Regions from separate parts of the Homo sapiens genome. Here region 1 is linked to region 2. Evidence: chromatin loops called from intact Hi-C (ENCODE). Cell type or tissue: B cell. All regions are shown on one strand. Each heading gives the region's core, and the rest is flanking DNA. Links, peaks and the distances in the headings are about the cores only. Region 1 overlaps ST3GAL5 (ST3 beta-galactoside alpha-2,3-sialyltransferase 5). Region 2 holds the start of LOC105374843 (a long non-coding RNA gene).

Region 1 (8,000 bases), core at 1-8,000, 140 kb after region 2:
ACAGGGAGGGGCTCAGGGGCCTTTCTGATCCCTTCCAGGTCTGAGATTCTGTGGTTCTCAGCAATTTGCCAGTGCCTGACTGGAAGATGGAGGCTGGTTTCGTAACCTGGGGCTTTCAAAGTTCTGAATTCTGGGTGGAGTTGTCTCAAACGGTAGGCTCTCAAAGAACACCTGCATGCAGCCTAACCAGTCCCCAACTCAGTGACTTTCAGACTGAACCTCACTGCTACTTCCAAGCTCCTCTGAAGCTTGCCACATTCCATCGGTATTATCCTAATTCATACGAGCCTCTCATCCTGCCATCTAAAGTATAAGTTACTTGAGAGTAGGGACTATGTCTGTAAAAATACATAGTACGTGGCATTCTAAGGAAAGGTGTAGTGAGCGAGGGCTGCCCTTTAGAGTCACCTGCTCTTCCTGTTTCCCTGGTTGTGTGTCTTCTCACCTGCCTTCCTGCATCCAGCCATGCCCCACTGTGGCCGGAGTAGTCGTGTTCTACAATTTGAATCTAATATATTGCTTCCCTCCTTAAAACTCTTTGGTGCCTCTCCTTTACCTTCAGGAAAATACCCAGACTCCTTAGTCTGGCCCAGAAGACCGTTCATGACTTGGTTCCTACTGATCTCTCCAGTCTTTTTGTGCCACCTCCATTGTCCCAACTCTATGTATTTTAGGCACACTCAACCCCTCACAGGTCCTTGGGTAAACCTCTTCTCTTCTTTCCTTTTCTCTTTTTTTTTTTTTTTTTTGAGACGGAGTCTCACTCTGTCTCCCAGGCTGGTGTGCAGTGGCATGATCTCAGCTCACTGCAACCTCCACCTCCTGGGTTCAAGTGATTCTCCTGTCTCAGCCTCCCGAGTAGCTGGGATTACAGGCATGTGCCACCACACCCAGCTAATTTTTGTATTTTTAATGGAGATGGGGTTTTGTCATGTTGGCCAGGCTGGTCTTAAACCCCTGACCTCGGGTGATCCACCCGCCTCAACCTCCCAAAGTGCTAGGATGACAGGCATGAGCCACTGAGCCCAGCTTCTTTTCTTTTCAGCAGGGCCTCACGCTGTCACCCAGGCTGAAGTGCAGTGGCCCGATCATTGCTCACTGCAGCCTCAACTTCCCAGGCTCAAGCAATCCTCCCACCTCAGCCTCCTGAGTAGCTGGGACTATAGCATGCACCACCATACGTGCCTATTTTTTTTTTTTTTTTTTTTTTTTTTTTTTTGGTAGAGGCAGGGTCTTACCGTGTTTCCCAGGCTAGTCGCAAACTCCTGGACTCAAGTGACTCAAGTGATCCTCCTGCCTCAGCCTCCCAAAGTGCTGGGATTATAGACATGAGCCACCATGCCCTGCCCTTAAAACATTTTTATTGAGATATAATTAACACACCACATAGTTCACCCATTTAAAGCATACAGTACAGCCAGGCATGGTGGCTCCTGTCTATAATCCCAGCTTTTTGGGAGGCCGAGGCAGGAAGGATCATTTGAGGCCAGGAGTTTGAGACCAGCCTGGGCAACATACCAAGACATCATCTCTATTAAAAATAAAAACATTAGCCTTGTGTGGTGTCTCACAACTGTAGTCTTAGCTACTCCAGAGACTAAGGCAGAAGGATCACTTGCGCCCAGGAGTTTGAGATTACAGTGAGCTATAATCATGCCACTGCACTCCAGCCCATAAAACAGAACAGAACAAGACACTGAGAAAAAAAAAAGGGATACAGTGCAGTGATTTTGTGCAATACACTATGGTTTTAGTGATTTACAGAACTGTGCAACCATCACCATGATCTAAGTTTAGAAGGTTTTTAGTATCCCAAAAAGAAACTCCATATCCATTCATAGTCACTCCCTATTTCCCCCTCCCCACAAATCCTAGGCAACCAGTAATCTACTTTCTGTCTGTATAGATTTGCCTATTATGGACATTTCATGTTATTCATTTCATGGTCTCCTGTGACTGGATTCTTTCACTTAGGATAATGTTTTGAAGGTACACCCATGTTGTAGCATGTATCGGTACTTCATTATTATTTCTGGATAATACCTCATTGTATGGATATACCTCATTTTGTTTATCCATTCATCAGTTAGTGGACATTTGGGTTGTGTCCACTTTTGGCTATTATGAATAATGCTGCTGTGAACATGTGTATGTAAGTATTTGTGTACCTGTTTTCAGTTCTTTTATGTATATACTAGGAATATAGTTGCTGGGTCATATGGTAACTATGTTTTGCTTTTTGAGGAACTGCCAAGCTGTTTTCCAAAATGGTTGCATTATTTTACATTCTTGTAAGCAAGGTACCAGAGTTTCAGTTTCTCCGCATCTTTATCAACATTTGTTATTATCTTTCCTTTTTTACTACTGTCATCCTGATAGATGTTAAGTGATATCTCATTGTGGTTTTGATTTGCTGATAGCTAATGATGCTGAGCATCTTTCCCATGTGCTCTCATTGACCGTATGTGTGTTTTCTTTGGAGGAATGCCCATTCAGATCCTTTGCCCATTTTTAATTGGGCTATTTGACTTTTTATTCTTAAATTGTAAGAGTTCTTTCTGTGTTCTGGATACCAGTACCCTATATCTGGTATGTGATTTCCAAGTATTTTCTCCACTCTCTAAGTTGTCTTTTCACTTTCTTTAGGGTATCATTTTTAGCACAAAAGTCTTTAATTCTGATGAAACCCAATTTACCTATTTTTCCTTTGGTCATTTATGCTTTTGGTGTCATATCTAAGAAACTATTGTTTAGTCCCAAGTTTTCTTCTAGTATGTTTATAACATACTACCTCTTACATTTAGGTCTTTGATTCGTTTTGCATTAATTTTTGTATATGGTATATTAGTCCATTTTCACTACTGATAAAGACATACCTAAGACTGGGCAATTTACAGAAGAGGTTTAATTGTAGTTACAACTCCACATGGCAGGGGAAGCCTCACAATCATGGCAGAAGGCAAGGAGGAGCAAGTCACGTCTTACATGAATGGCAGCAGGCAAAAGAGAGAAACTGTGCAGGGAAACTCCCATTTTTAAAACCATCAGATCTCATGAGACCCATTCACTACCACAAGAACGGCACAGGAAAGACCTGCCCCCATGATTCAGTCATCTACCACTGGGTCCTTCCCACAACACATGGGAATTATGGGAGCTACCAGATGAGATTTGGGTGGGGACAAAGAGTCAAACCATATCAGTGTGAGGTCAGGGTCCAAGGTCATCCTTTTGCATGTTGTTCTCCAGTTGTCCCAGGACCATTTGTTGAAAAGAACTTTCCTCTATTTGCTGCATTCTTTCTTTCTTTGCTGCCTAGAGCCTTTCCCTGCCCTTCGCCCTTCTGTTACTCGTATTTTAAGTCAAGTCTCAGCTCAGCGGTTACCCCTTCTAAGAGGCTATCCCTGATCGTCCCTCTGTGTGTGTGAGAGAGCCCCCTCATGCCTTAATCCTGATGTTTATCATTGTAGGATTTCAGCTGTTCATCTTCCCCACTTGTTTTCCAGGCCAGGTCTTGGGAGACAGGGGCTGTGTGCTTAACATCTTACATTACTTAATATGCACTTACATATATTCAACTTCAGGGGGAAGGGGAGATAGTACTTGAATCACAGTGTAATCTTCCATTACCTGTGAACTCTAGATTGTACAGAAAATCCGGTTATAACTTGTAATTCTTTGAGTACATCAGTAATGCACCTTAGGTTTAATGTGAGGAACAGGACTGATAGTTCTCTTCAACCTAAACATCCACTGGTAGACAGGGAAAAGCCCAGCACCCGCTCCCTGCCCCTTCTCCCTGAACCATGGAATGTAAGTCCTTTCATTAGGCTACTGGGCCAATTTTTAGACCTAAGCTCATGGCTGGACCAATAGTAGCCTTCATAGATGCCAATGCCCTTCCTTGATGGGCTTCAGTGAGGACTCCTGACCAATCACTGACGAGGGGGGTTGGGAGGACTTCTGATGGGGGAGTTGGCCTCCCTGGTCCTACACCTACCTGCCTGGAGAAGGAGCCAAAGCCACTTAAGCAAAACTGAGCAGCAGCCCACAGTGTCCATCTACCATGTCACCCCAGTGCTGAGCGATTTCTAAAAGGTTACTTTTTTCAATTATTTAAAAAAAACACCAAAAATTCAAGTAATACGGAAATAAGTAAAGGAGAAAGTCCCCTGTAATTTTTCATAGAGAAAGAGGAAGGAATGGGGGGCAGCTGTGTAAGTCAAACATGTTTGTAAAACTCCGTGAGTTTGAAACTAGTAAAATAGAAAGTGAAAGCCTGCTATAATTATGGTGGAATTGAGGGTGTCTTATTGTGTTACTAGAGAATTTTTTTAAGTAGGTTTTTAACATTTTGACCTTGTTAAAATGCTCCACTTTTCAAAACGGTCCTGACAGGATATCCTGCTTCCTTCCACGCAGAAGAGGTGGTTTGTGCAGAAGTGCAGGCCTCAGAATGCTTTGCACATGAGAGGAATGGCAAGAGTTGCCTATCACTGAGGATTTGGGGAGGAGGGATCACAGGATATGGGACTGAAAATGAGACAGGGCCAGATAGCAAAAGGCCTTGAATGCTACACTAAGCACGAAGCAGCTCCTTAATTTGTGCATCACTGAAGCAAGAATAGAGTGGAGGACATGGCCCGTGTGGTCCTCGTGTTCTGAGTGGCTATGACATGGAGTTCTGTGTGAGCTCTCCATGAAGAAAATCCCGTCTCCAGGCAGTCAGTGGAGATTTGATCCTTACCACAAGAGCACGTGGACAAATTTGAATTATCGTGGATGTATATGGGCAGAAGAAGGTCTCAGAGCCATAAGGGTGGGGCCCTGTTAGCTCTGTTGGTTCCACTCAGCAGCCCACAGTGTGAGTGGGACCCTGCCAGCCCTGCTAGACTTGAGCATTGTCTGGTGACGCTGGTCCCCGCCTTCATTACTGCAGCAGAGGAAGTGTGGCTGTGGCAGTTGTGGGTTTTGTATTTTCTATTTAAATATGTCCCTTAATGTGCCAGTTGTTAAAAAGACTACCAGTGGGCTCTGAAGGGATGCCTGGACACTTTGAAAGTGTGGTTCAGATGTGAAATTGCACTCAAAAGATGTTTTAAGAGAGACGAGGGCACGTTGATGTCAGTTTCGGTTTGGGCTGTGTAGTAGCAGCATTTTGAACTTGGCCCTCTCTCCTTTCTGAGAGCTAAAGACCTTATCTCCCTGCGGATGGCATTGCGTGCAGTTAATTATGGCCAGATGGACTCAGCCGCTTCTTCATCGTCTTCTCTCGGACTCTGCAGACCTACACCGTGCCTTTAAAGGAAGCAGGGCCCTCCCTGCTGAAGCATTCAGTGAGCCCAGGCACCAGCATCTTCAAACCGAGTCTTTTCTCTCCTTAGTGCTGCTCCCCGCTTTCCAGGCCTTCCTGGGATATCTTAGAGGTAAGAAAACTGAAGCCTCGACCTAGGGAGAAATGCTTTAACAAAGACGACGCTGCTAGTTAAATCAATCTAGAACTGAGTCCAGCCTCCAGATCTCCTGATTATTTTTTTTTCTAACAGTTGATGGGATGAAATCTACATAAGATTTAATCCTTTGAAGCCCATTGTTTGATGAGTATTAAAAACTTATGCAGCCACGCCTCTGTCACCACAATCCCGCTTTAGCACATTCCCATGGCCCAAGCGAGTTCCCCGGAGCCCCTCTGCAGTCAGTCCCCACCCTCAACCCCACCCCAGGCTTCCACCAACTGGTTGAGTTTATAGTGTAGTGTTATTTCCATGACTTGGTTATTTAAATTTTTTTCTGCTTCTAACTGGGTAAGAGTTATAACTTAAATGTGAGTAAAATATGTCAATAACGTGACCCTCAGTTATTGTCCTTGTGTGATATCATACAAGTCTCCACACATGCCAGGTACTGGGCAAAATGCTTAGGGCATCAGAGCAACCTGCGAAGAAGCGACCAGCACCAGAGTTTACAGGTGTGGGAAATGAAAGTTCCACAAGGTCACTGATGCCCCCAGATCACGTGATCCATGGCAGAATTGAGCTCCTTCCCACATCTCATTAATGCCAGACACAAGTTTTCTTTCAATCTGAATGCTCTGCCCTGTTCCGGATTTTTAAAAAATAATAAGTGCAATAGAACATTGCCTTTTACTAAGAATTATGCCACTTACTTGTATTTCTGAGAAGGGTTGTCCTTAAGATTTCAGAGTGGAAATGAAAGTGGGGATTTTGCTGAGGAAAATTACTTTGATTGTTTTTAATACCTTTCTGTGAATTTCACATGATGTTTTTATGGCACACTGCCACAGCATTAACAATTGGCACTACCAGATGTCTACTTTGTCTTAATTGTGGGCAACCTGCAAGCGCAGCCTGGAAGATGTTAAAAACTGAAACCTTTATTTTTGTCCCTGGATATAAGACGAACGGGAGTTCTTGTATTTTACGAGAGAGTCACCAGCTCCTGGCTTCCAGTGAGCCTCATCTGGATGAATGCCACCCAGGCCCCAGCTGACGCCTCTGAGGCCTTCCTGGGAGCTCTGGAGTCCTCACAGCCTAGTCACACTGCTTCCTCTCTTCATTGCAGCTCCTGAAGGTGCGGCACTCGCCTTGAGGCACTTTCTTCTGAGCTGTGAGCTATGGGCAAGCAGTGGAGGGGGAAGAGAGCAGCTGAAGCAGATGCCGGTTCAACTTACTTAAAGATGTGGGACAAGCTCTGAGGAAGCCCCCAAGACAATGATGTCTGGTTGTGCACCATTGAAGCAAGAACAGAAACCATCCCAGAGTGGAGGACATGGCCCATGTGGTCCTCCTGTTCTGAGTGGCTATGAGATGGAGTTCTGTGTGAGCTCTCTACAGAAAAAGCCCTGTCTCCAGGCAATCAGTGGAGATCTGTTAAACGAGTTGAAACAAAAGAGGACAAGGAATTGCTGTGGCTTTAGACGTTGCCAGGACATGTAGAAACTCACTCAGGATTTACTACTGCATCCACTGTCACTTAGGCGCAGGAGGGGTCACAGTCAGAAGGTGACTACTGAGAAATGTGCCCTACCCACAGTCTAGAAAATTAAGTTTGGGCTGGGCGTGGTGGCTCACATCTATAATCCCAGAACTTTGGAAGGTGGAGGCAGGTGGATCACTAGGTCAGGAGTTTGAGACCAGCCTGACCAACATGGTGAAACCCCGTCTGTACTGAAAATACAAAAAGTAGCCGGGTGTGTCAGTGCACGCCTGTAATCCCAGCTACTCAGGAACCTGAGGCAGGAGAATGGCTTGAAACTGGGAGGCAGAGGTTGCAGTGAGCTGAAATTGCGCCACTGCACTCCAGCCTGGGTGACAGAGCGAGACTCTGTCTCAAAAAAAAAAAAAGAAAAAAAAAGAAGAAAATTAAGTTTGAAACCTGAAATTAACCTCTTGGTGAGAATGGAAATGGAATGAAATTTCACTCCTTTCCAGATGCAGCTTCTGAAGAGGAGACCTGGCAGCCTGGCGAGCATCCAGCTCGCTCACGCACCTCTTTCTAGTCCCGTGGCCATCAGTGAGCTTCTCCGGGTCCCTCTTGCCACTTCTCAGATGTTCCTTTCTGTCCTAGGAGATTTGTAAAACCAGATACTTAGGATATGATTCTCTAGTGGAGGGTTAGGCCTTTAGGTCTCTAAAAATTGCCATTCATGACCTTCGGGCCTAGGGTTTTGAGATGAATGTGCAGTGTGTGTGGCCGCTCTGTGTGTCCCGCTTCCACCAGCTTGGCATTAAGCACCCGGAGCATCACCTGCTGGGCAGGCCTGGCCAGGGGTGAGCCCCTCCATTCGGGGGCTCAGGGTCAAGGCAGATTCCTTGCTTGGCTTTCCTGCTGATTTCCTCATGAAGATGCCAATTCGTATTTAAACATTTGTTATCAATGGTGGTGTTTGTGTGCTGATTTCTATAGGTAGAGGCTGTTGTTTTAGGAGCCAGGTTTGCTGGGCCAGCTCAGACCTCTTACAAAGTGAAGATACTAATGAT
Region 2 (16,197 bases), core at 4,494-12,493:
GGGGAGAAGACAACCAAGATCTAATCCAAGGTGACTCTCAATATCCACAGAGATGGAAAAGTTATTGGCAGCTTTTCTCTCTAAATGTACTTACCCCTCATCGAGCCCCCAGTCACATATGGGAAGGAGGCAGAGGCTCAAAGGTATGAACTGGCCAAGGTCACAGAGCCAGCCACCAGACAGACCGTGGTGTCATGCCTCCTGGCTCTGACCACCCTGATTCTGATGTGTCTATGCTTGGGCCCCACGTCTCACCCAGAAGGCTGACTTGTGTCACTTCAAGCACTTTCTTCTGATTAACACCTCTTTGTTTCCAAAGTCATTGCCATTATTTACTTTGAAAGGTTCTTCTCTCTTTAGCCTGCCCTTTGGAGGGACTGATAATGCTGCCCAGGCGTGGCTTCATTTATTGTCTGTGAGTGTTCATCCAAGAATTACCTGGTACCTTGATTCATTCATCATGGGGTGTCCTTCCACTCACATTTCATTGGCCAAAGCAGATTACATGATAGCATCTAACTTCAAAGAAGGCAAGAAAATACAACCTTACTATGGGGATGAGAGGAGGAAAAACTGATTATCTATGCACCACTGTAATGACTATCACAGCTTTTATGAGAGGATTCCTATGTGCTTTGTGGAAACCAATGCATTTCACCTAAAATTCTTCAAATCTATATCTATAGTAAATCTCTAACAGATCAGCTTGTTGACTCTGCGAGAAAAGAAAATGAGATTAATTTGACATGATATATTCTTAGAAAATATATTGGCTTCCAATGATTTGTATTTTTTCTTTTAACTTAAAAATATTCCAATTTAAATTCTTCTTATTTCTAATTTATATTCTATGTAGTCACAACCTAATGTTTAATGAACCATTCTAGAATTTTCCCAGGGAGAGACAGAAATCTACAAGTTTATGGTTTCTTAACGCATGTGTAATTAATTGCTGCAAAAAATTAATTGCATTATATTCACTGTTAAAATGTTGTAAAGGCCTTTGTTATGGAGGACTCTGTTGCTATGGTCAAAGCAATTGCAACTCAAGATTGAATGAGCAAAAGTATTATGAATCCTCAAAGCTCTGTGTGTGTATGTGTGTGTGTGTGTGTGTGTGTGTAGCCAAAGATAGTTGAAACCAACTGATGCTTAACCTCAAAAGCAGCAAAGACTTGGACTTTCTATATGGGCAAAAGGAGGCCTGGGGTCCCACAGCATTCACAAGGCCAGGTCAGGACTCCCCATCTGAAGATAGGCAGATTGTGCTGTGAAGGCACCTCCTGGGTGAAGTTCTTCCTGATACTTGCTTAAGGTCCCCTGTCTTACCCTTTGATCCAAGCACTCAGATGACACAACCTGGGGCCCCAGATTTTTCTGTCAAGAGAGAGTGACCGGCACCATCACATGATGAAGCCAGAGGACAAAACCAGGTAATGGAGAGGCCTGAAGAGAAGGTGACACTGCCTGGAGCCACAGGGTCTCCCCTTAGCTCCTTTGGGATGAAGTTGGCTATGCATCTGTGCAGTGAGGTGCACAGAGGGTCCTCTGTGTGTCCCTGAATGATATCCAAACAGGACAGTGCAGAGGCTGCAACTGGTGTATGAATATGGTTCTCTTTCCATCAGCTCTTCCTCCTTAATCTCTGAGCACTCCCACTTCAGAATGGCAGGGGTTAACCGTGAGGAGTCACCTCCATCTGAGTGGGCAGGGAAGGCCTTAGCTGGGATGTGGGATTTGGACGGCATGTTGAAGAACAGATGGAGAGAGTGGGAGCAGGGGTTGGAAGGTCAGTGAGGAAGATCTGATTTGTCAGGTGTGGGAAGTTCCTGAAATAGGAGGTAGACCAGAAAGTTGAGGACTGCTGCAGAAGCCTTGAATGTCAGGCTGAAGTGTTCAGACACTTCAGCAGGAAGCCATAAAATGCTTTGATCTGGGTCTTGACATGTATAGACCTGGGTCAAACCAAGACAAACTTGACAGAGGGCTGTGGAACAGACAGGGAAAAAGAGACCAGAGACAGGGTCACAGGCTATTGTAGTAGTCAAAGCCAAAAGCAAGATATCCATGAGCCAAACTGCCAAAGGAAAGGAAAAGACAGGGATTCCGGTGACTAATCCTATGAATTTGAGAGTGAAAAATACCTAGAAGTTGACAATTTAAAAATATTTTCTGTCCACACCCTGTATGATGCTGAAATTTTAGGCATCTGTGTGCCCAGAAAAAGAGAGAGCCCTGACCAAATTGATAGCGTATTTCTGCCTCTTCCCAGTGGTCACATTCTCCCGGGAAAATGAAGTTTTTTACAAAAGAAGTAACTCCACCCAGTGCACGTGCATTCTTTTTCACTCTAGCAGAATAACGGGTATCTGCTCAGTTCTATCTTATTGCTAATGTTTATCTCAAACCTAGAGCTCTTCATCCACTTCCTATGGGAGCCGGAGTGGGAGGTGGGGCAAAGAGACAAAGCTGACTTCCCCTTGATCTTATTGCATCAGTCAGAGTCCCAGCAGGAGAGAGATGGCAATTCAAAGTTACAGCTCAGTCACTGGAGAGAATACAGTGAGCAGACATGGGCAAGATGGAAAAAAATGAACAAGGATGGTGCAGCACCTCTGGGATAGTAACAGTGGGGAGCCATCACCACCCTAAGCGTGAAGGACCAAGGCGGGAACGTGGCATCAAGAATGCAGAGAGATAGCACTTTGGGAGGCCGAGGTGGGTGGGTTGAAGTCAGGAGTTTAAGACCAGCCTGGTCAACATGGCGAAATCCCATCTCTACTAAAAATACAAAAATTAGCTGGATGTGGTGGCACACGCCTGTAATCCCAGCTACTCGGGAGGCAGAGGCAGGATAATCACTTGAACCTGGGAGGCGGAGGTTGCACTGAACTGAGATAGTGCCATTGCATTCCAGCCTGGGCAACAGAGTGAGACTTCGTCTCAAAAAAAAAAAACAAAAAACAAAAAACAAACAAGCAAAAAAACCAATAACAACAAAAGAACGCAGACAGAGCTATAGCCAAAGGAGGGGCTTGCTGGAAAGTGTGCCATGGCCTTCAGTAGAGGAACCAGACACTTCACCACCAAGCCACCCCCCATGGCAAAGAGGGAGAACAGTAAGTGCCAGGATGGCTCTTTCCTCCTGCCCTCCTATTCCCTGCTGCTGGCCACGATGGGCTGAACTCAACCAGAACCCAGAAGGTGCGGGAGCTCAGTTGACGTGGTTCCTACAGGCCAGTCCCAGGATCAGGGCAAGGTGGAGAAGAAAGGAGAGCGAGTGGGTCTGGAGGGACAAACGAAATCTTCAGCATGCTAATATTGATGTGCAAAACCAAGCAGCACAACAGAAACCTGCTGTCTTTCACTGAGCTCTAACCATGGACCCAGCGTGAGGAAATGATGTCAGGCCAAGGCTGGGGCTCTGAGTAAATGGTTTGTACAGACAGGAGCCTACCACTGAGGCCCTGAGGGAAGCAAATACCCGAGAACAGGCAGAGACAGAGGGAGAGAAACTGCAAATCCCTTTCCTAATTCCTGATTCCAATTCTCTGAGAGGTTTTGCAGCCTGTTTCCATGAGAGTACCCTGATTTCAGAAAAAAAAAAAAATTTCCGTTTTACACAAGGCAGAAATAGAAACTTCCTCAAGTTTCTAGTATACCCAAAGTTTCAAGTTTCAAGTATACCCAACATTCTTTGGTTATAAGAAATAGAAACTTCCTCAAGTTTCATAGAAACTTATAACCAAAGAATTTTGGGTGTACTTCATCTAAAACAAGAACCTCAAACATGCTTAATTTCATCTAACCCATAACCCTGTCTCCTTCCCCATGTTAAAGAAGAGGGGATTCAGGATCTGAGTAAGATAAGGTGAACCTTATCCTGGGAGGCGGGACTCACACTCGGGTCTACCCGACTGCAGCACTGTGGAATTTTCTAGGACTCCACAGGCAGGCAAAGCTGGCCAAAAGCAACTTCCAAAGCCAGGAGGGAACTCCACCCCCAACCAAAACCACTCAGTGAGGAAACTGGTGTCTCCATCTGTTTTTGAGCGAAAACACCCTGGAGTTCTGAGGAGCTCGCAGGCGCGGCCACCCAGCACCTAAGTGTGGGACAGGGAGCAAGAAAGGGACTGACCTTGGACCTGTGAAACCGCAACCCAGTTTCCCCAAGGGCTCCTAGGAAAGCAGTGTATTTGAAAGTGCTGTCATTCCTTTGCTAAATGCCAAGGATGGAGTGGGCTGTGCATGGGTGCGCCTCTTCCCCACACAGCCACTGCTCCCAGCCCCAGTGAGAGCCTGAGCTCTTGGAGTGAGGAGGGACCCCTGGCCCCCCTTGGTGGGCTCTCCGGCCTCCCTCTCTCGTCCCCACCCCCAGGCCCACACCCTGTCGGCCTCCCACCTCAGAGTGGAAGGTGAGGTGAGGTAATGTCTCCGCTAACCCGCAGTGGCAAGGAGATGAAAAGAATCTCAGAAATGCTATGTTTAATTTAAAGCAGACCCAGCCTGCCTTAGCCAGGCTGTAATTTCACTCAGAATAACCAGATTGTTTTTCTTGGACATTCCAGGCCACCCCCTGTTAAAGCCCAAATGGAATGTTAGGGGGCCCCTTACTGGGGGCCACATGGCTGTCCGAAACTCATTCTCCCTTGGGCCAAGGACTCCTGCTTTGGGGAAGGTCAGGACCTCTCTGAGCGTCACTTAAGGGCCTCCCCTTGGCTCCCTGGCACTCCTCCCCACCCGGCACCCCACCCCTAACTTGGTGCCCAGAGTTCTAAGGGTAAAAGGTCGTCATAGATGAGAACAGCAACACCATCTGTTCACTCTGTGTTCTCTGTGCCCAGTGTTGTGTGAAACTTTCTATCCAATATCTTGCAAAATCCTTACAGCAACCCTATAAGGTGGGTAGAATTTTTTGTGATTCTCCTTCTACAGAGGGTGATAGGGAGGCTGCATAACCTGTCCCAGGTGGCCCAGTTGGGATTTGAGCTCGCTTAGCTCTGGGTGCAAAGCCCAGGCTCTCTGGGCTGCCCATCCCAACGGCCCCTCCCTCCTGGGGCTGAGGAGTTCGGGGGACATTTGTTTCAAGGGAGCTGCCCTTGTTGGCCATCTGGGTATCTGTGGAGGGAGTCGTTATGGGGACACCTGGGTGACAGACAGCTGAAGGGAGGAGGTGCTGTAATCCTGAGCCCTTCTTCTTTCTAGTTGCTGACACCCCTACTTTGGGTAGGGTTGGGTCGGGGCCTTCCAATCTCTATAGGTTTTACTGCTTCCAAAGACCTGGCATACTCCTGGTTTGTGATGATCAAGTTCTGGGTCAGAGCAGGGAGAAGCAGCCCATGAGGCCGGTGAAATGGTGCCCAATGGAGGGGAAGGCCCTGGCTTGTGATCTTGGGCAAGTCCCTCCTCATACCCAGCTTCAGCTTCTCCTCTATAAAATGGTAAGTGGGGATGGAATGGCAGAGAGATGCGGGGCTCTGATTTCTCAGGCCTCTTCTGGCCCTGACATTCTCTGACTTTATTCTGCCAGGATCTGTGCAGATGGGCCTTGGCCCAAGGAGACATGGGAGGTAGAAGGAAGGGAGGGACTGGCAGGGGAGGGACTTCTGGGGAAGTTTCCAGGACTTGGGGGAGGAGAAAAGAATGAGTGGAGCCTGAAGCCAGAACCAGGCATGGGGTGGCCCAGATGGATTTATTCCAGAGCCTGGCCTTCTTCCTGCAGGCCTGAGGGACACTGTGGCTGGCTCAGGGCATAAGTATGCCCCAAACAGAGGGAGGGGCCTCTCTCTGCCTGGTGCCCCCTCCACTCTCAAGGCTCAGCACAACTAAAAAATGGGCTAAAAAATGAGCACTAAAAAAATTTTTAGTGCAACTAAAAAATGAGCTCTCTTGCCTCACTACTGGGGCTGCCTTTGATTTCATGGGGAATAAGGAAGGGGCCAAGGAGTACAGGATCCCAGGTGGTGGATTCTGTGACTGATGAGACCCCTCCAGCTCCCCAGGCCTGGCCGGCAAGAGGAAAGCTCATGTTGCTGATGGGGTGGAAGCCAGGATCTGCAGGCCTGGGAAGGGGCTGATAAGGGGCTGCTCTCACTGCTCAGGGGACAATGAGCTTAGTGTGGGAGGGCTGGGCTGTTGCTTTCCCTCAGGGCTCCCAAGAGAGGTTTCCATGGCACCCAGAAGCTGACTTGGCCACAAGTGTCAATGAAGACATTGTGTGGGGGTTCTTGAGCCCCACCTCTCTCATGGGGTGGGGAGGAGGGGGTGCGAGGCAGGGGAGCCGTCCCTCTAGTCCTGCAGATGCCCCTGTGTACTGTGCTATGAGATGGGACTGGGGCCTCCAAAGATACCCACCTCCTTCCTCTTCTTCAGGAAAGGGTGGAGCTGTTGGGGGCCTTCCCAGGGCAGACACTATATGAGATCCCGAATCCAGGCATGCGTTCCTCAGGAGCTGCTCACCTGGGAGAGGGAGGCAGACAGGTGACACATGCCCTCTTTGTACCTTTTTCCCACACTGAAGCCAACAGGTTGTGTCCCTCCTCTACCAATTCACCTGTAGGAATGACAAGACTCAGCCGGGGTGACAGAGTGAGACCTTGTCTCTAAATTTATTAATTAATTTAGCTTGGAGACTCTTGCATGCCTCACCTAAACACTGGTCAATCCATGGGTTGGCCAGTGCCCCTTGACCTGGGTAGCTTGGGTCAGACAAGTGAGTGGGGTCATGACACTCTCTCTCTCAGGAATGTGGCCTCCAAGACTCAGAGGGAAATTGCCTCTCGTGGAGACACCGGTTCCACTTGGACTAGGCATGGTGCTACCCAGACTCCTCCAGGACTGAAGGGCCTGCACCCCAGTGGTTGTCCCTCAGCTAAGCCCTCTTTGGGAGCAATTCAGCCCAAATCCAATGACTGGTCAATATAAAGGCATAAAGGCCAGGTACTCTTGTCCCAACTCAGGGCAGCTGTCAGCGTCCAGCCCAGCTCCAGCGCTCCTCCAGGGCTTGGCCAAGGTCTTTGTTGGGACTGTATCACAGCCCAGTTTCTCCCACCGCCACTCCCTCCTTCTCCTTGTGTGTCCTGACTCCAGGGCACACAATAAACTGTCTGCCCACCTATGTCCATCTTAGAGTGTTTCCCAAGGAACAGGAAAGATGCCACAGGGAGGGCAGGAAAGAGGATGCGTAATTAGGCCTCTCACAGGTCTGCCCCTTCTGTCCCAGCTGACTCCTGCCTCTTCTGCAGGGGGTGGGGTGGAAGCAGTGCCTCCACCCCCACCTCTGACCTTCCTGCCTGTCTGTCCTAGAGAACGTTTGCCTGGCTCTCAGGGTCTCCAAAGGAAGAAGTCAAATAAGTCACAGAGAAGCAAGGCCAGACATGATATTGCCTCTCTGGGCCTTAGTTTCTTCATCTATAAAATGGATCACTGCCACTTACTTTGCAGAATTTAGAGGAAGATCCAGAAAAAGAACATAAAGCTACTAGTTTAAGGCTTTCTTATTCTGCTGGGTCTGAAGTCAGTCATTGATGGGCTAGAAAAACAAAAGAGCCCCAATGATCGTCATGTACAGTCCCAAAGATTCCCAGGACAATGGCCATCCACTTCACCATTTCCCCTGGAGTGAGTGCGCTTAAGGACTCAAACACTACCAGTGACTCTCCTTGACAGATGGCATCATCCATGCCAGGCGGTGCCCCGAGCCCTCTTCATCCTCCTTGTGCCCACTCATTCTGCAGAGAAACAACCGGAGGTCAGGGAGACTCAGCCGGGGTCACACAGCTGGTACACTGTGGAGCCAGTCCCACCCAAGGTGCGACACCCCCAAGCTTTGGTTTGGGTAGAGCCACTGCTCTCACTTCCTCCCCATTGCAAAAGGGACTCAAGGTGGGAATCAGGGTCAGCTGCACCCTGAGAGGAACTTACCTGATTTGCAGCCAGGGATGCTCCTCTCATCTTTTGGGGAACTATTGAGAAAGGAAAGACGTGCCCAATTTCCCAGGATTTCTCTGAATTCCTGGATATTTACTCCTCAGATTTCACATCTGGGGGATGCAGTGATGTGCTGAAGCTAGCTCATACCAGCTCAAAAAAGCTGACCATGCTCCTCTCCTCACAGTTCCACGTCCACACCTTCATGTTGGTCACCATGGTGGGAGTAGGGACACCATGAGAACTGGCAATTCTACCCATCAGGGATTTAAGGGCTTTTGTTTTCAGAGAGCTGTGGTTACACACTGCCCAGCACACCCCTGGGTGGGTTCCTTAGGACCCCTAGGGAAGTAGTCCCAGCTACTCAGGAGGCTGAGGTGGGAGGATCGATTGAGCCCAGGAGGTCGAGGCTGCAGTGAGCTGTGATTGTGCCACTGCATGCTAGTCTGGGCAACAGAGCAAGACTCTGTCTTAAAAAAAAAAAAAAAAAGATGCATTCTCTTTATACATGTTACACTTTAAGTTTTTGGAGGAAGAAAAAAAGAGCATTTTCTTTTGAAGTTACTCACATTTTAGTGGGGATAGAGGCCAATAATGCCACTGGCTCCAATGATAAGAGTTTTACTAGCTTTTCTAGTTTTTTGCTAGTTTTTCTAGAGGGCCCAGGGGAGCCAGGGAGATACCCTTTGGGCTGTGGGGTTTCATTTTGGTCACATGTCTCATTTCTGCCTCTGATTCTGCTAGTTCTCAGAACCACTAATATTCTGCCCTACATGTTAGGGTCTATTTTTAGAACTTCCTCTTGACAGCACCACTCCTATCTTGTGTCCACAGAAGGGGATCCTGACTCAGCACAGGGTTCTCGGGTGTGCGGATCCCGGGCTGGGCCTCTTGAAGACCTGTGTGGCCCTTGAGCCCTCAGCTTACTTTTTTTTTTTGAGATGGAGTCTTGCTCTGTCACGCAGGATGGAGTGCAGTGGCGCGATCTGGGCTCACTGCAACCTCTGCCTCCTGGGTTCAAGTGATTTTCCTGCCTTAGCTTCCCAATATCTGGGATTACAGGTGCCCTCCACCATGCCCAGCTAATTTTTGTATTTTTAGTAGAGATAGGGTTTCACCATGTTTGTCAGGCTGGTCTGGAACTACTGACATCAACTGATTAATCTACCATGGCCTCCCAAAGTGCTGTAATTACAGGCGTGAGCCACCACGCCCAGCCCCTCAGCTTCTTTTTTAATTTTTTAATTTTTTTTTATTTTTTTTGAGATGGAGTCTTGCTCTGTCACCCAGGCTAGAGTGCAGTGGCATGATCTCGGCTCACTGCAACCTGCGCCTCCTGGGTTCAAGTGATTCTCCTAGCTCAGCCTCACGAGTAGCTGGGACTACAGGCGCGTACCACCACGCCCGGCTAATTTTTTGTATTTTTAGTAGAGAGGGGGTTTCACCATGTTAGCCAGGATGGTCTCGATTGCCTGACCTTGTGATCCGCCTGCCTCAGCCTCCCAAAGTGCCCCTCAGCTTACTTTTAAAGACCTTGTTCCAATAACACATCAAACAGCCCACACTGAGTATATGTATGTATATACACATATATGCACACATATGTGTATTATTTATTTGTTTATTTTTAATTGACACATAATAATTGCACATATTTATGGAATACATAGTGATGATTTGATACATTTAATGTATAGTGATCAGATCAGGATCATGTGTATTTTTAATATTGCAAAATATTTTTAAATGGTTTTGATAATTTTTCTTTTTAAAATAATAGTACATGAGCAACTTGTTATTTCTTGGCAATCACCACACACTCCTCAAGAATTCTTGCAAAGGAGGAAATGCTACTTTCAATTTGTTTTGCAAATGTAATGAAATTTTTAAAAATACTGAATGTATCAATTAAGGAAGCTGACATAGTGTTCCACTTTGCAGGCATTTAATTAAACATTTATTCACTTTGATCATGCAGTTTTCTTTTTATATTTTGGAAGAAATTAGTTTTTTTTTTCTCATAACTCAGACTTTTCCTGTAAGGATAGTGGCCAATTGATCAACCAGGTCTGGCTGGGAAGTCAACTTTTTGGCCAAGTGGGTGGGCCTGGCCAGGACATTTGGGATGAATAGCAGAGCCACAGCTGGGGTATGCAGGAGAGGTTGTGGGCAGAGAGTAGATGGTCTCAGAAGAGTCAGCTGTTCCCTCAGGAATTAATGACTGTCAGGCTGTTTTCCAGTTTTTGGTGTTGGGGAGAAAATCTTTGGGTCAGTCTAGAATACCCTTGCAATCATGAACTTCATTTGAGCCTGACCCAAAAATGTGTCTGATGAGTCGTCTTTTTTTTTTTTTTTTGAGATGGAGTCTCACTTTTGTTGCCTAGGCTGGAGTGCAATGGCACGATCTCAGCTCACTGCAACCTGCGCCTCCCAGGTTCAAGCAATTCTCCTACCTCACCCTCCCAAGTAGCTGGGATTACAGGTGCCTGACACCATACGCAGCTAATTTTTGTATTTTTAGTAGAGACGGGGTTTCGCCATGTTGGCCAGGTTGGTCTCGAACTCCTGACCTCAGGTGATCCACCTGCCTCAGACTCCCAAAGTGCTGGGATTACAGGCATGAGCCACTGCGCCTGGCCTGATGAGTCATCTTAAAAAGTCCTCTCATCAGACAGATTTTTATGAACTGACGAGAAAAGATGTCCCAGGTAGAGTCAAGTGAAAGAGGCACAGTGAGTAACAGACAGCACAGTGTGGGTATGCGCACACTTGGCCACACACTTGCACAGAAACACAGACGAAATCTGGAAGAATGTACTAAGAACTGGAAACACCGAGTGTATCTGGAAAGCAAAATGATGTGTGAATTTTTGACTTCTAAAATAAGAATGCTGGCCGGGCATGGTGGCTCACACCTGTAATCCCAGCACTTTGGGAGGCCGAGGCAGGTGGATCATTTGAGGTCAGGAGTTTGAGACCAGCCTGGCCAACATGGTGAAACCCTGTCTCTACTAAAAATACAAAAAAGTTAGCCAGGTGTGGTGGTGCGCACCTGTAATTCCAGCTACTCGGGAGGCTGAAGCAGGAGAATTGCTTGAACCTGGGAGGCAGAGGTTGCAGTGAGCTGAGATCTTGCCACCGCACTCCAGCCTGAATGGCAGAGTAAGACTCTGTCTAAAAAAAATTAAAAACTAAAAAATAAAATGAAATAAGAATGTACATCCATCTCTTGATTTATGTGGTCAGTCCTAAAATGTGTCCATTCACTCAAAATGCTTACTGCAAAACTTCAGAATGAAGATTCTCATACAAAATACGGAAAACGTGAGTGGTATGTTCCAGTTGATGGAAAACAACATATTCAGACTGTCCTTTTTGTCATCTATTAAATGTAGCCAGTAAACAACCCATAAAAATATATATTAATGATTATCAGGAAACAAAAAGTCCCCAGGCAAAGACTAATGAAGTGGCAGGTGGTGTGGCCAGCCTATGACCACGAACTATGTGTTCCTCTATTTTCTCCATTTTAGAAAATCTTGTTTCCAAAATGTTTGTCATGGGTGACGTTTCAGTCTTTGTCCTTTTAAAAATGTTGTGGCTCTGTTGTTTGATAAAGTGACATTTGATTGAAAGATGAAGACGGAGGCCATTTCTCTAAGGGCTGGCAACTTTTGATGATAAATATTTGGCCATGTATTCACCCAGGGCCTCCCAAGGGTATGACTTGCTAGTTGCTAGTCACATAGCCCTACAAGGTAAACCCTGAGAAATGCATGTCACAGAGTGTCATCTCAGACCACCTGGAGGATGCAGTCCCCAGGCTAAGGAAGCCCAAGGCTGGCTGAGAGTTCACTTCACATCACGTGGTACATTTGCTTGTCTCCAGGTCACATGCCTGAACTTCCTGGTCAGAAAAAGGCCCCAAAAAAGTGGGCAGGCAGGTTATTCCAAAACAAGCTTCTATATCTTTTATTTTATTATTTATTTATTTATTTTCAGAAAAAGCCTCGCTCTGTCGCCCAGGCTGGAGTGCAGTGGCGCGATCTCAGCTCACTGCAACCTTCACCTCCCAGGTTCAAGAGATTCTCCTGCCTTAGCCTCCCGAGTAGCTGGGATTACAGGCATGCGCCACCACGCCCAGCTAATTTTTGTATTTGTAGTAGACACAAACACCATGTTGGCCAGGCTGGCCTAGAACCCCTGACCTCAAGTGATCCACTCACCTCGGCCTCACAAAGTACTGGGATTATAGGTGTGAGCCACCGCCTACATATTTTAAAGGAATTAATTTCTTTAATCATTTTTTCTAAAATGTGTATACATTAATCTTGAGTGAACTGGTTAATCAGTAACAGTCCTACTTAACAAAATTTTAAAAGGAGAAGCTCAGGCTCCTGGGTGTCCATGTTTTCATTAGTTGATTTGTTCATTTAGTCACCCAGCTTTGGCTCATTACTGACTGTGATGCTCTAGACCCCATCCTGGAAGGGTGCAGAAGGCATGATGGCACGTAAGCCAAGGCCCAAACCACCAGCACACGCCTCATCCTCTCATCGACTCACAAAACACAAACTCAAAGAGAAAATCATTAAAAATTTCAAGATAAGCCAGGCACAGTGGCTCACGCCTGTAATCCCAGCACTGTGGGGGGCCAAGGCGGGTAGATAACCTGAGGTCAGGAATTTGAGACCAGCCTAGCCAACATGGTGAAACACTGTCTCTACTAAAAATACAAAAATAGCCGGGCATGGTGGCAGGTGCTTGTAATCTGAGCTACTTGGGAGTCTGAGACAGGAGAATTGCTTGTACCTGGGAGGCGGAGGTTGCAGTGAGCCGAGACTTTGCCATTCCCCTCTAGCCTGGGCAACAAGAGCGAAACTCCATCTCAGGGTAAAAAACATTCAAGATAATCAACTCAGAGCATTAAACCCCAAACGTGAGGCCTTTTAAGTGAGGGCCTCACACTGGTCTCAAACATGACCAGCCCTGCTTTATGTTATAATTATCCTTGCACATTGTGTAAGTCAAACCTCCTCAATATAATCAGTGTTTCCCTGAAGGCAGCTCATTCCAGGGCTGGCCCACGAGATGCCGTTTGGTGATATGTGAACAGGCATTTTAAACATTTTAATAGTTTAGTATTGATTTTGATGTGCATTAGAAAAATATGTGATTATCACATTCCATCTATTAAGATAATTGCACAGGGGTACATAGACTCCCTTAGGAGCAAACTTACTGCAGGTAAAAAAATTAGTTACTCTAAAGAAAAATATTAAGTATTTGCTGGGCACAGTGGCTCATGCCTGTCATCTCAGCACTTTGGGAGGCTGAGTCAGGAGGATTGTTTGAAGCCAGGAGTTTGAGGCCAGCCTGCGCAACAAAGCAAGTTCTTGTCTCTAAAAAATGTTTAATAATTAGCCAGACCTGGTGGCACATGCCTGTAGTCCCAGCTACTCTGGAGGCTGAGGTGGGAGGATCGCCTGAGCCCTGGAGGTTGAGGCTGCAGTGAGCTATGATGGCACTATTGCACGCTAGCCTGGGCGACAGAGTGAGACCCCTTCTAAAAAATAAAAGTATTAAGTAAATGATAGTACCTGTAGCGAAATATGGGAAGATGGTACTCAGAGTTTGAGAAATACTACCCAAGACTGTGAGTTCTTTAAGGTGTGGAAGGCATGGGGGCAGCTTAACACTATGCTTGGTGGGTCAATCAGCAGGGGTAGACCTCTTGCTCACCCCTGATCCAGCATCCCAGCGCAGAAATGGTGATATCCCTGGGGGTCTACCGTCCCCCATGGGTTGGGGCAGCAGGCCCATGGAATAGGGAGATGCCCGGCCCAGCACACTGACTCAGCAGCTATAACTCAACATGCTGACCCAGCAGCTATAGTGGGAGGGGATCAGGGCAGCCAGTGGTCTATGGGCTCCGGGGTAGAGGGTGGGGGCCCAGGTGCCTGTGAGGGTCTGCACTGATATTGGTATCCTCGTGCCTGATGGAGCACGGACGTCAATAGAGAACAAAAAACAGGATGACATGCCGAAAGAGAGAGACCGTGGAGGAAAGGAGAAAGCTTTACATTTTAGCACTTTCAGCAACACCTTTTTCTCCCTTTTTAAACAGGGTGCCCACGGTTTCATTCTGCACTGAGCCCCACAAGTTATGTAGCATGTCCTGACCCAAAGCAGCATGTGTCAGGTCTCACTGGGCACATGTCAGGTACAGTTTCCAGGAAGCACTAGAGGATGTGTCTCCTGGTGGTTTCAGGATCCAGAGAAGCTTTGTGGTAGATGCGGCGTCTGTGTTGGGCTTTGGAGCCAGAGGCGATTAAGACCTGCAGGGCTGGGAGAAGACACACCTTGTGGAAATGCCTGGGGTGGGACACTGAGGCTCTGCCTGGAGGATTGCCAAGGTGTGGTCTGGCTGGAGCACAGGTGGGAGATGGGTCAGGAGGTGGGGATGGGAGAGAGGCCCAGGAAAAATAATCCAAGGCTGGGACGGGGCAGGATTTGGCTTCTCATGGTGTTCATACAAGTAACATGTAACAGATTCCTTTCTAAACTTTTAGAGGCCAGGGACTGAATTTTCGCAAGACATAATTTATGAGAAGAGAGTGAGACAAGCAGAGCAGGGTGTGGGGAGAGTTAAGAGCAAGCAAGGCCAGATGCGTTATCCAGGCCAAGAAAGGAGGATCGATTGCAGTTGTCTCCAAAGTTTTTTGGTTATGCACTCATAAAATATTTTTGAGCACACTCCCTAATATGTGTATCTGCTTCTGCATCAATTGTATACTTGCACAACATTATTATTTCTGATGGATGTTATAAAACAAAAGCAAAAACAGAACTTTTAAAAAGGTCATTAAAAATGAGCATAAAAGGCCTGTCAACCATCCTCCCTCTGCCCGGCAGTGGACCGTCAGCTCCTGCCTGTTGGGGATCTCCAGGCTGGCGTTGTGTCTGGAGGCAATTTGCCTGTTTTTATGTCCCCTGTGGCAGCTCGAGACTCTCTTCCCAGATCTTCTCAAGTAGATTGAGGCTGGGTCTCTGGGAAATTTATGTTTTATATGTGTGTGCAGAGCCAGGCAGATGCAAGACAGGGGTGGGGGAGGCAGATGCTGAGTTAGCTGAGTGTCAGGGAAGATCTCAGAGGGGAGTATCAGGGGACCCTCGCAACAACCCAAATTGTTGCCTCTAGGTTGTTAGGGGATGCTGAGAAATCCAGTAACTTGCCAAAGTCACACAGCTGGAGCCAGGATTTGAACCCAGGTTTGGCCAACTCCAGAATCTCCCCTTGTGAACTTTGGGTTCAGTGCCACTGTCAGTGCAGAGCTGGCCATTCCTGGATAAGGCAGGGCACTGGGACTTCTGGAATTGGCACCTTGTCCAGGAGTGCACAAGGGTGTCTCCCACAGCCACCAGGACCTCCAACTCAGGGCTCACTGTGGGGTGGGCTGGCAGGCTGGGGAGCATGGCAGGATAAATTGTCCCTCCCTCTCCCCTCAGGTGGAAAACTCTGAGGAACATTCCCTGTCCTCTCCCAGAGGTGCCCCCAGGTGGGCCTCTGTAACTTAGTGGGAACCCACTTATTAGCACCCCCGTATAGGCTTCTGTCTCTTCCCTTCTATCCCTTCCTTGTCCCACTCCCCACTCCTGGTATCCCTTCTTTAAAAACTACTTGCACACAAATCCTTGTCCTGGCGTCACCTTCTGGGGAGCCCAATGTGAGCAGCCTGCCTGGGAGGGAGCCCTGGGTCTGGAATTCGACCATGGAGCTTGCGTGCCCTGCTCTCTTCTCCTAGGCCATGGCCGACATTACCAATCAATTGCAGCATTGTTTTCTAGAAGCCCAGAGTTCTCAACAGGGCACTTCAAATACATATATATATACATATATATATATATTTTTTTTTTGAGATGGAGTTTCGCTCTTGTTGCCCAGTCTGGAGTGCGATGGCACTATCTCAGCTCACTGCAACCTCTGCCTCCCAGGTACAAGCTATTCCCCTGTCTCAGCCTCCCAAGTAGCTCAGATTACAGGCATGCACCACCACGCCTGGCTAATTTTTTTTGTATTTAGTAGAGACAGAGACCGGTTTCACCATGTTAGTCAGGCCGGTCGCGAACTCCTGAACTCAGGTGATCCATCCACCTCGGCCTCCCAAAGTGCTGGGATTAAAGGCGTGAGCCACCACGCCCGGTCCAAACCAGTATTAAACAATTGTTTGGAGGTGAAAAGTGAGTTGAAACCTATTTGCCAGGGAC

What was found. Peaks named below come from ENCODE experiments on the same cell type or tissue, not always from the same donor. Only the 100,000 strongest peaks of a DNase experiment are listed, where the experiment ranks them.
Region 1: it touches region 2 in a loop (2.1-fold over the local background); 3 of 110 quality-filtered maps call a loop at or near these places.

The regions. Positions count from the first base shown.
Region 1 is chr2:85,850,286-85,858,285 of GRCh38, reverse strand. The region is part of intron 3 of ST3GAL5 (ST3 beta-galactoside alpha-2,3-sialyltransferase 5); the gene reads left to right. Among named protein-coding and RNA genes, the nearest start is that of ST3GAL5, 35 kb to the left of the region's middle. RefSeq lists enhancers at 4,090-4,219, 4,590-4,689, 4,700-4,839. In B cell, for the core only: no CTCF peak of the experiment used is centred there; DNase peaks (open chromatin) are centred at 4,245, 4,905, 5,997 and 6,675; H3K4me3 peaks cover 3,999 bases; H3K27ac peaks cover 6,000 bases.
Region 2 is chr2:85,986,675-86,002,871 of GRCh38, reverse strand. It overlaps LOC105374843 (a long non-coding RNA gene), which reads left to right and starts at 4,794. Exons shown (of 3, transcript XR_940318.3): 1 at 4,794-4,901; 2 at 5,231-5,441. RefSeq lists enhancers at 8,331-8,510, 8,551-8,740 and a cis regulatory region at 8,481-8,994. In B cell, for the core only: no CTCF peak of the experiment used is centred there; DNase peaks (open chromatin) are centred at 7,861 and 8,681; H3K4me3 peaks cover 373 bases; H3K27ac peaks cover 1,059 bases.